Regions from separate parts of the Homo sapiens genome. Here region 2 is linked to region 1. A link is an interaction called in ENCODE POLR2A ChIA-PET data of the cell type or tissue named here. Cell type or tissue: PC-3. All regions are shown on one strand. Region 1 overlaps ARLNC1 (androgen receptor regulated long noncoding RNA 1). Region 2 overlaps CDYL2 (chromodomain Y like 2).

The links. ChIA-PET counts read pairs that join two places held together with the same protein. Peaks named below come from ENCODE experiments on the same cell type or tissue, not always from the same donor. Only the 100,000 strongest peaks of a DNase experiment are listed, where the experiment ranks them.
Region 2: POLR2A ChIA-PET joins it to region 1 with 5 read pairs; 2 of 35 experiments call an interaction of 5 or more read pairs at or near these places.

Annotation. Positions count from the first base shown.
Region 1 is chr16:80,827,962-80,832,961 of GRCh38, reverse strand. It overlaps ARLNC1 (androgen receptor regulated long noncoding RNA 1), which reads left to right. Exons shown (of 3, transcript NR_131948.1): 3 at 2,205-4,227. Among named protein-coding and RNA genes, the nearest start is that of CDYL2, 26 kb to the right of the region's middle. In PC-3, no CTCF peak of the experiment used is centred here; no DNase peak of the experiment used is centred here.
Region 2 is chr16:80,617,875-80,622,874 of GRCh38, reverse strand. CDYL2 (chromodomain Y like 2) reads left to right here. Exons shown (of 7, transcript NM_152342.4): 4 at 1,940-2,112. Among named protein-coding and RNA genes, the nearest start is that of LINC01227, 48 kb to the right of the region's middle. In PC-3, no CTCF peak of the experiment used is centred here; a DNase peak (open chromatin) is centred at 2,844; H3K27ac peaks cover 1,158 bases.

The sequences.
Region 1 (5,000 bases):
GGGTTGCAAGGGCTGTTGCCAAGGCTTTCTGGTGGCATCACATGCTTCAGGAGTTGGATGAATTTTCTGTCATCTTTTGGACTCTGTCGCCTCAAGATCGCTTGTTTTGTTGCATTGCAAAGATCATGTTAGCTGTGTCTCCTTGCCGTTCTGAGAGTGCCTGGCTGCCAAACACAGTCCAAGAACTGTTGAAGAGGCCTCTTGCTAAAGGTGACAAGTTGAAGATGCCAAGGCGTTTGCTGCAGTCATTTTTCTTGCCCAATCTTTATCATCTTCCATTAGTCAGGAGTATTAATGGACAGTCCTGGAGTGTCCAAATGGCAATAATCCATCTTTTTCCCAATCCTACCAAGGGTGTTTCAATGCAGCTGTTGGAATAGTAATGTTTGTGCATTATTGCTGTTCTCAGGGTACTGTAAACTTCTCCCCCTCCTGGATCTTTGCTCACTAAATCAGCCCTAACCCTTTCTCTTCAGTCTCTTTCTCTTGACTTTCCCCTAGATCTTGCCCCTAGACCATCACTCAGCTGGTTCCTCTTCATTGCCTCCATCTTAGTTCAAATGTTTCTTCTTTGGACAGTTTGGAGTTTTGCTCCCCCTCTTCCCTGCCATTCTATAGTAGGTTTTTTTTTTCTTAAAATAGTGCATATCATCTGGGTGCGGTGGCTCATGCCTATAATCCCAGCACTTTGGGAGGCTGAGGGGGTGTATCACGAGGTTAGGAGATAAAGACCATCCTGGCCAACATGGTAAAACCCTGTCTCTACTAAAAATACAAAAAAATTACCTGGGTACGGTGATGCGTGCCTGTAATCCCAGCTACTCGGGAGGCTGAGGCATGAGAATCGCTTGGAGCCGGGAGGCAGAGGTTGCAGTGAGCAGAGATCATGCCACTGCACTCCAGTCTGGTGACAGAGTGAGACTCCGTCTCAAAAAAAAAAAAAAAAAAAAAGGTGCATATCACTACCTGTATTGGCTTGTTTAATGGCTTACTTAGTGTCTTAGTCCGTTGTGTTGCTATAAAGGAACACCTGAGGTTGGGTAATTTATAAAGAAAAGAAGTTTATTTGGCTCATGGTTCTGCAGGCTGTACGTGAAGCATGGCCAGCATTTGCTTCTGGTGAGGGCCTCAGGGAGCTTCCAGTTATGGCGGAAGGCGAAGGAGAGCTGCATCACATGGCGACAGGAAAGAACAGAGAGGAGGAGGTGCTAGGCTTTTTCTTAGTACCCAGATCTTGCCTGAACTAATAGAGTAAGAACTCACTCATAGGTATGGCACCAAGACATTCATGCATGATCTGCCCCCATGGTCCAAAAACCTCCACTAGGCCTCACCTCCAATACTGAGGATCAGATTTCAACGTGAGATTTGCAAGGACAAATACCCAAACTGTATCACTTGCTTATTATCTTTCTCCCTCTACTAGAATATAAGCTCAAGAATGACCAGGATTGCATCCGATATGCTCACCATCGTATCCTTCCCATGTACAACTGTACCCTGCACACACTAGGTTCTCAAGAAATATTCATGTAATAAGTGAATAATTGAATGAATGAATGACTAAGTGAAACTTCTCTTTACAACAAGCAAATGTAATAGCCCTTTCTAAGCTCTCATCATCCTCATTGTCCTTGGTGGATTCCCACCACACTCAGAATTCCTTTTCACCTTTCCATGCATATGAGGCCCCACCTAATCAGGTGCTGGTCTTCTTAGCTTTCTGTCTCCTACCACTTTTTGTCTTGCTTCGGGAACTCCACTGTCTTTTCTGTTATAGGAACATGCTAAGGTTATTCTTCATAGTCAAGAGCACAAGCTCTGAACCCAGCCAAATCTGTTTTTGAACTCAAGTTCCACTTATTGCTAGCTGTGTGATATTGGGAAATTCTTTATGTTCTGTAACCCTCACCTCCCTCATGTGTAAAATGGAAGTAATGATGGTACCTGTCTCATATGTGGCAACTACGTGGGGCAGCACACTCAAGGAATGAAGGAAGTTTCAGTGAATGACAACTTTATAAAGACAGTGTTGAGGCAGCCCAGTGCAGCGGTTTGGGAGCCAGGAACAGCGTGTGGGCCGGAGTGTGGCTGCAGGACAGGAGGTCAAAAATAAGGGTTGAGGGTGGAATAGGAAGACCCCGGAACGTCATCCTGGGAGCTTGAGATTTTATTCTACATTTCTCTTGTTCTTAACTATTTAGGGTGATGGATCTCTGCAGTAAGTGGAAGAGTTCTTCATGGCCCCCAAGGTTATATCCATCTAGAACTTCAGCACGTAATTTCATCTGGAAATAGTGCCTTTGCGGATATAAGTTAGGTAAAACTGAAGATGAGATCATACTGGATTAGGATGGGATCTAAATCCAATGAAAATGTCTTCATAAAAAACAGGAAAGAACCCATAGAAACACAAGGAAGAAGGTCATGTGAAGATGGAGGCAGAGATTGGAGGGATGCAGCCACCGGCCCAGGAATGCCAGCAGCCACCCAGAAGCTGGAAGGAAATGAGGGATTCTCTCCTAGAACCTTTAGAGAGAACATGGTCCTGTGAACAGCTTGATTTTGGACTTGCCCATAGCTTGTATACTCTTACTTTGGATACAATTTTATCCAAACTTGGCTAAACAGTTTCTCAGCCTATGGAAAATTTAAAATGGAGAAGATTCAACTCGATTCTTACAGATTCAAAGCAAGAAAATGATGGGAACATAGGAGGAGACCAAGAAAGCCTATAAAAAGCAAAAATATGAAGTGAACATTGTGGTAGCTTTAAGATGTTTAGTGTAGCTGCAGGCACCCTATACACATGAAAACCCCCAAGGGGAATCCCCATATCACAGTGTAGTGTGATATTTGACATTCGTGATCATCTAGAGATGTACAGAAAAGGTGAATCTGTGTTCTGTATATTCTGCCTAAGGCAAAGAAATGTTTAGCTCTCTTTAAAATAGTTCCATAATTTTTTCTAAAAAGCTTTGCTTGAAAACTGTAAGCTTCCCATATCTGGAGCATTTCACTTTAAATATTTGGATAAATATGTTATCTTCTTACTTGGACATTTCATGTGTTTAGGGATTGTCTTCTAAATTCTTCCTAATTCATATAGCTGCTAACACTTCCCGCAGAGCTAAACCATTACAGATATGAAATAAAGACCTATTGATTTGACTTACTTTTACTTGTAAAACCTTCTGAGTGTTATAACCTCATTTAATCTTTCAGCATTTACAGTTTCAAGAGTTTGTGTCACAATTAGAAGAATTCAGCTGCACCTCCAAGTGACAGCAGTTGCTCTGGTTGGTGGGTGATCTCAGGAGGCTTGAGAATTGCTTTGTCTGTGAGGGAAGTAAGACATTTTCAGAGCCCCACTTTAGAAGGTGTGAACTGGCTAGATAATGAACCCCAGGGCTAACGCTGCTATAGCAGTGGGAAGGAGGTGATGGGTTTTCAGTTTGGACCTCAAACATCAATACCCTCCTGGTACGGGGAGGAACAGAGTCCCTCCTTTACTTCTCCATTAGAAAGAATGAGATGGCAAGACAATGAAACAGGCAAAGTGAACAGAGATGCAAGACAAAATTCAGGTGAGAGAGCCAGAGCATCACTCAGCCATTCCTGACATGTAAAACAGGCAACTAGAAATTTGCAGAAAGGAAGCGAAGTCTCCATAAAGATGTTTTTAAAGTGAGCTTGAAGTATTTGGAGACAATTCAGTGTTACATAAAATCTGCAAATCTCTGGATAAAGAAGCAGAGATCCCAGCATGGGACAAATGGAGCCTCAAAAGTGGGAAGAAGACAGAGAAGACCAGGGCAGAATGCATCTCTTCCTTTCTCTTGGCTTTCCTGGATAAGGACTGCATCATTCCTGTGGAAGGACAGGCCATCAGCTCCGAAACACTGTATGTATTTTCCAGTATATACTGCTAGCTGTGTGATGTTGGGAAAATTTGTTACCCTGTCTAACCCCCACTTCCCTCATCTGTAAAATGGAAATAATGATAGTACCTACCTATCTCATAGGTGGCAACTACAAGGGGCAGCACACTCAGGGAATTAAGGAAGTTTCAGTGAACATCAACTTTATGAACACAGTGTTCATAAAGGCAGGTCAGTGCAGTGGTTTGGGAGCCAGGAGAAGCACGTGGGCCGGAGTGTGCCTGCAGGAGACAAGGTCAGAGATGTTGCTAATAATGGAGAATAAAGGATGCATTCTCATTACTGACCTTGGAGTCGTTCATTCATTCCCAGAATGTGTTTTGTCAGCTTACTAAAACACTAAGTTAAATAATCCCAGGTTTTGTTTATTATAGATACTAGGACTTAGTGGACCCAAGGTTAATGACATCCAGAGTAGACAAACATCAAGTGTGTACTGCTTCTGTGCCAAGCGTCCTTCATCTAGATGTCCATGGATCATATTTGGGAGGAATGAGGAGTTCCTGGAAATTTATATGAAATTCAGTGTAGTTGCACGTGTGCACTTTCATGGCCAGCCAACCAATAGCTTTCACTATGTTTTCCAGGATCTGTGATCCTAGTAGGGATAAACAACACAGCCTTTTAGAATACTCTCTTAAAATTTTATTATTGCCATAGTACATAAATAATATGATACTGAAGTTGTCAAAAATGCATATGAACAAAACGAAAAATTATTAATGCCAAAGACTAGTTATTCCTACAGATGTTAAATATCAAAAATTATATATGTATAAAAATACGCACACACAACTAAAATACACATTAGATATATATACAGTCATGAAGCGCTTAACAACAGGGATATGTTCTGAGAAATGTGTCATTAGATGATTTCATCAATGTGCAATTATCAGTGTACAGTATTTATGCAAACCTAGATAGCATATGTAGAGTTTTATTTATCAACATTTCTTCACATGGAAAAACAACTGTTTCAGCACCATTACTGAATATCAATCATTTCCCCTACTTGATCTGCGGTGCCAATATCAAGTACCACATATCAGGTTTCTA
Region 2 (5,000 bases), 210 kb after region 1:
CCAAAAATAGTTGCTCATGTGATGAGGAGCTGAATAGCCGGGCTGCATGCCTTTGAAGAGCGCAAACACAGTTAGCTTTCATGGGGTGCAAACTTTTTGGTGGCAAACTCTTTACAGTCTTTTAAATGGTTTTCACAGGTGCCTTTTGAGTTGGCCTTGTAAAAGCTTCTAGGTGGGTGAGCAAGCAGCCTGCCTAATTTCCTCTGAAGTTGAGGAAAAGGGCTATGAGGGAGTTTCTGTGTGACTAAACAAGCAGATACTGAGTGTCCACCATACCCCAGGCACTGTGCTAGGCTCTGAGTATACACTGGAGAATAAGAGAGATGCAATTCCTGTCTTTATTAAAATAACAGTTGAGCAAGTGTGGACAAATAAAAGGCAGGAAACAAACAAGTAGTAGGTAAGACAGGTAAATGTATGATAAATGAAGAAAACAAATGGGGGTGCTGGGCAAGGGAGAATAGGGGGAGGAGAATAGGGTGGGTCATAAAAGGACCTTCAGAATCAAGGAGCCTGGGCAACCCCACAAGGGGTGGGGAGATTGGCATGTGCAAAGGTGATTAGGTGAATATAGGCTTGGCCCAGGGAAGACGTTCAAAGAAGGCTGCAGGGTGGTAAATGGGAGCTCTGGGCTCTCCTAGCTGCCCCACCCCTGCCTGTCCACCCCTGGGCTGGCTGCGTGCTCTGGGGCTGAGTCCTCTCCTTCTCCATAAATGGAAGGCCATGGCCAGATAGTGGGAATTTGCAGTGTCAAAGTGCATAGACTAGGCATTGTGTGAGCCAGGCCAGGGCTCAAATCCACCTCTAACACTTACCAACTGTGTGGCCTTGGACTAGTGTTACGACCCCTCTAGGCATCTGTTTCCTGGTCTGGAAGTAAGAATAGTGACCACTCACTGGTGTTGGGGAGGCTGGAACCCATGTAGCAGGGTACCTGGCCTGCAGTACATGTTCACTGCTAAGGTAGCACTTGTTGGTCTTACCACTTACCGAGGGCACCTGTGTCTATCTCCCAAATTCTGTCCTGCCCTCCACCTGCCTAAGACAAGGTCATAGAGACCTAAAAATCCTAGGGCATACATGCAGGAGACCCAAGCAGGAGATTAGGGGAACTTGTCCCATGATGGCAGGGTGGCCAGCACAGTTCTTCCATGTCAGATGGCACCTTTACTGGCATGAAGAGGAGGAACAAAATGCCTTTTATCCAGAATTCATCACTACCTCCCAGGAATGTGAACCTGCAGGTGGCCATAGCATAACCTTTCCTTTCATTTATTCTTCACTGGAGGCCTTGAGAGTGGGTCCACCCACTTATAGATGGGGACATTGAGGATGAATAACCAGCATGGCTCAGGTCCCATGGCTAGTAAGGTGCAGAGCCAGAATTTGGACCAGGGGCTTGGAACTCCAGTGGGACACTGAACCCAGGTCTGGATCTGATGCCAAAGCCCACTTGCCATGTGGCACCTGCAGGCCGTGCGGGGTATGAGCTGGAGGAAAGATGAGCAAGGATGTATAATAATTAAATTGAGTCATCTAGAGATGGCTTACATCCCTCACTTGGGCTGTGCATGGATTTTTTCCACATCTTGTAAAGGGCTAAATAAGCAAATGCCAGAACAAGATTTGCAGAGATTTACCAAGGATTGAGTGACTCCAGGCCAGGCTTCCAGATCTGCAGCCAGTGACCACACTGCCTCCTTATTAGCACTCTTCTGCCTTCTCCGGGGATGGTGCTGGAGGGCTTTGGCTATGATAAGTGTTTTTCTCCTTGCTCTGGACTCTTGCTTGTACTCAGGGGAGGCTCCCTGCACAGGCAGAAGCAGATTCCCTGGCCTCTACCCTCAGGGGGTCAGGCCTCTGGCTGTCTTGCAGTCTGAAAGCCCCAGGCTTACAGGATAGACACTTAACATCCCTGCAAATTCATCTCTGCCGGCAGATCATGAAAGAAGTCCGGCGAGCGCTCTGCAACGCAGCCACAGACGACAGCAAACTGCTGCTCCTCAGCGCAGTGGGGAGCGTGTTCTGCAGCGGCCTGGATTATTCCTACCTAATTGGCCGGTTGTCCAGCGACCGGCGAAAGGAGAGCACTCGGATTGCAGAAGCCATCAGGTGAGCTGTGCTCCTTTTCACACACCCTGGGGTCCTGCGTAGGATTACCAAGTAAAAATACAGGCTGCTCAGTTAAATTCGAATTTCAAACAACCAGGAATTTTATTTTTAGCATAAGTATATCCTGTGCAATACTCGAGGTCTGCTTACATTTTTAAAATGTTGGTTATTTATCTGAAATTCAAATTTTAATTGGGCATCCTATATTTTCATCTCTAACCATGGTCCTGCCAAAATTAGGGATGCTTTGCCCTCTAGGTTAGATCCCACTTTCATTCTTTTGATCGGAAAGATTTTTTATTTGCTATCAAGGCCTGAGTCTGGTAGTGGCCATGTGTTGTCCACACTACTCCCGCCCCTTGCCTGATGGGGAGAGTCTCTGGTTGTCTGGTTGTTTGTATGTCCCAGCACTGCCGTAGCTCAGCAGTGGGGAGGTTGATGGAGGGGTTCCCTGGGCAGCTGTGTGTTTGCAGACCCAACGGGGTACAGAGTATTTCCCCCTTTCTAATTGCCCCTGGGCAAAAGTTGGGATCCTGGCGGTGACATCCAGTCCCAACAATGAGTACCCTTTTGGGACACTGAAGGGTAGTTATTTCCCCATTCTTTATCAGTATATCAAAAGCAAGTGAGTGTCATTTCTAGACACTACGGCTGTTTAGCTGGTTTACAGCTGTCACCCAGTGTTCACCTGGCGGGTGCTGCTGTATCTTGCTTAGGAATCAGACAAGTCACAATTCAGGAATGCCCCTGGTCACATGAGAAGGAACATTTACTCCACATGGTGTCACGGAGCCTCAGGCCACAAGTCAGGGATTTTCTGGGGCCTCCAGTCTCTATGGTTCTGTGGAGGGGCCACACAGAGGGAGGCTGATTCCCACGTGGCTATAGGGGGCTTTGAGGGGTTGCTTTGTCTCTAAGAGGTGATGCTAGGATGCTCTTGTGTGTGGAATTCTGAGTCCCTCTTCAGGGTGAAGCAGCCATTGGAGCCCCTGCTCCGAAATACCCGTGTGTTTCCTGTTGCAGAATCCTTGCCAGAAGAGACATGACGAGCCTGGGCACTGTTATGTGAAAGGTGTTGTGGTTATGGAGGCACAGGCTTCCTGGCTGTGCCCACACAGTTTGCGCTTTGCGTGGTCCCAGCTATGCCCTCTCACTACTGCCTTTCCATGTATCAAAGGGGGACCACAGGATTTCCAGCGTGCTTCTCTCGTCATGCATGAGGCCACCAGAGCCCATCCAGAGAAACAAGTGCCCATTTTTGTGACCCGTGGAGCGTCAATCATGGTCTTTATCTGGTTTACACATTTCAGTGGAGGTGTTAGCTGGATTTCCAGAAGTCCAGGGAAACCTGGCTGACACAGCCCCTCGTTTTCACTCCATGCACGAGCAGCTCATTAGCATGCAGACCCCTTGTAGTGAGTTGAAGTGTGGCCCCCAAAAGATATGTCCACGTGCCAATCCCTGGAACCTGTGGAGGTGACCGTATTTGGAAAAAGGCTCTTTGCAGATGTGATTAAGTTCAGAGTCCTGAGGTGAGATCATCCTGGATTGGAGTGTGGGCTCCAGACGCAGAGAGAACTTATTTCATAAGAGGGGACACAGAGACAGGAGAAGGTAATGTGACAGAAAGGGAGAGCGTAGAGTCATGCAGCCTCAAGCCAAGGAACTCCAAGAATGGCCAGCAGCCACCAGAAACTGGGAGCGAGGCCTGACACAGCTTCTCCGTCAGAACTTCCAGAAGGAACCAGCCCTGCCAACACCTTGAGTTTGGAGTTCTGGTCTCCAGAACTATGAGAGAATACCTTTTGATTGTTTTAAACTGCCAAGTTTGTGGTGACTGTTCCCTGGGAAACTAATACAGCCTGGAAGGAAATCATTAGCAGCTCAAAGAGCCCCATCTTTTCAGGCTCTCCTCTTAGGCAAGGGCCCATCCTGACCTCTGCCCAACGTCCTCAATGGCTGCTCCTTCTGGTGGGCAGCTCTTCACCTTTGCTGGATGGGGTCTGTTAACAGATTATCCTGGACAGCTGCAGGCAAGGTGGGACTCCCAGGCCAGCCCTGGGTTGACGGTGATGAGGCTTGTCCCAGCCTGGGGAGGGCGTGGGGATCCTTCTTGCATGCAGGAATAAGGTATTGTAGCTGGGTCACTGAAGGGATGGAAGCTGAACAGAAACAGGGTACCCAGGGGGTCAGGTCTCATGATGGATTTCCCCAGAGCCCCCACCGAATGGTTCCTTCCTGTGGCTTTGCACGCCCAGTCTCTCTGGTGAGGGAAGTGTCTCCTTGACCTATCCCTGCATTTGTGTCTTAGATGTATCAAAGCTGAGGGGCAAAACCTCTTCTCCTGTCCCCATAGCCTCTACCCATTGGGGTCTGCTGCGTGGTATCTGTGCGTCTCTGGACTCTTGAGAACCAAATTCATGGAGAAAGAGGTGTCAGAGGCAGATGGGATTGAAAACATCAGCTGTAGGAGAACGTGGCTGGGGCCTGAGGCCCAAACTGGCTCCTGACTTTCCCAGCTGAGTAGTTCTGGGGAAACATGACTAGTGGAATTCAGACATTTGCCATCTCAGCGGGCAAGTGAGCTCCCCTTAGGCAGAGCACAGGGCAAGATGGCGGAGGCAGGAGGAATTCTTCTCGATGCTTCAAAGGGAGCAGAAGTTGCTAGTTCATGAACTAGCAAGGATGGGGGCGTGGGAAAGGAGATGTCCCCTGGACCACTGGTTCTCAGCCCTGACAGCACAGAGAGGCCCAAGGGAGCATTCCCAAGACCCTGATGCTTGGCAACACCCCCAGGGGACTCTGAGTTATTTAGGCTGAGGTGGGGCCAGCGCATCTTTTGATGTCAGTCGTCCTTGGTGGTTCTCAGGTGCAGCCAGGGTTGAGAA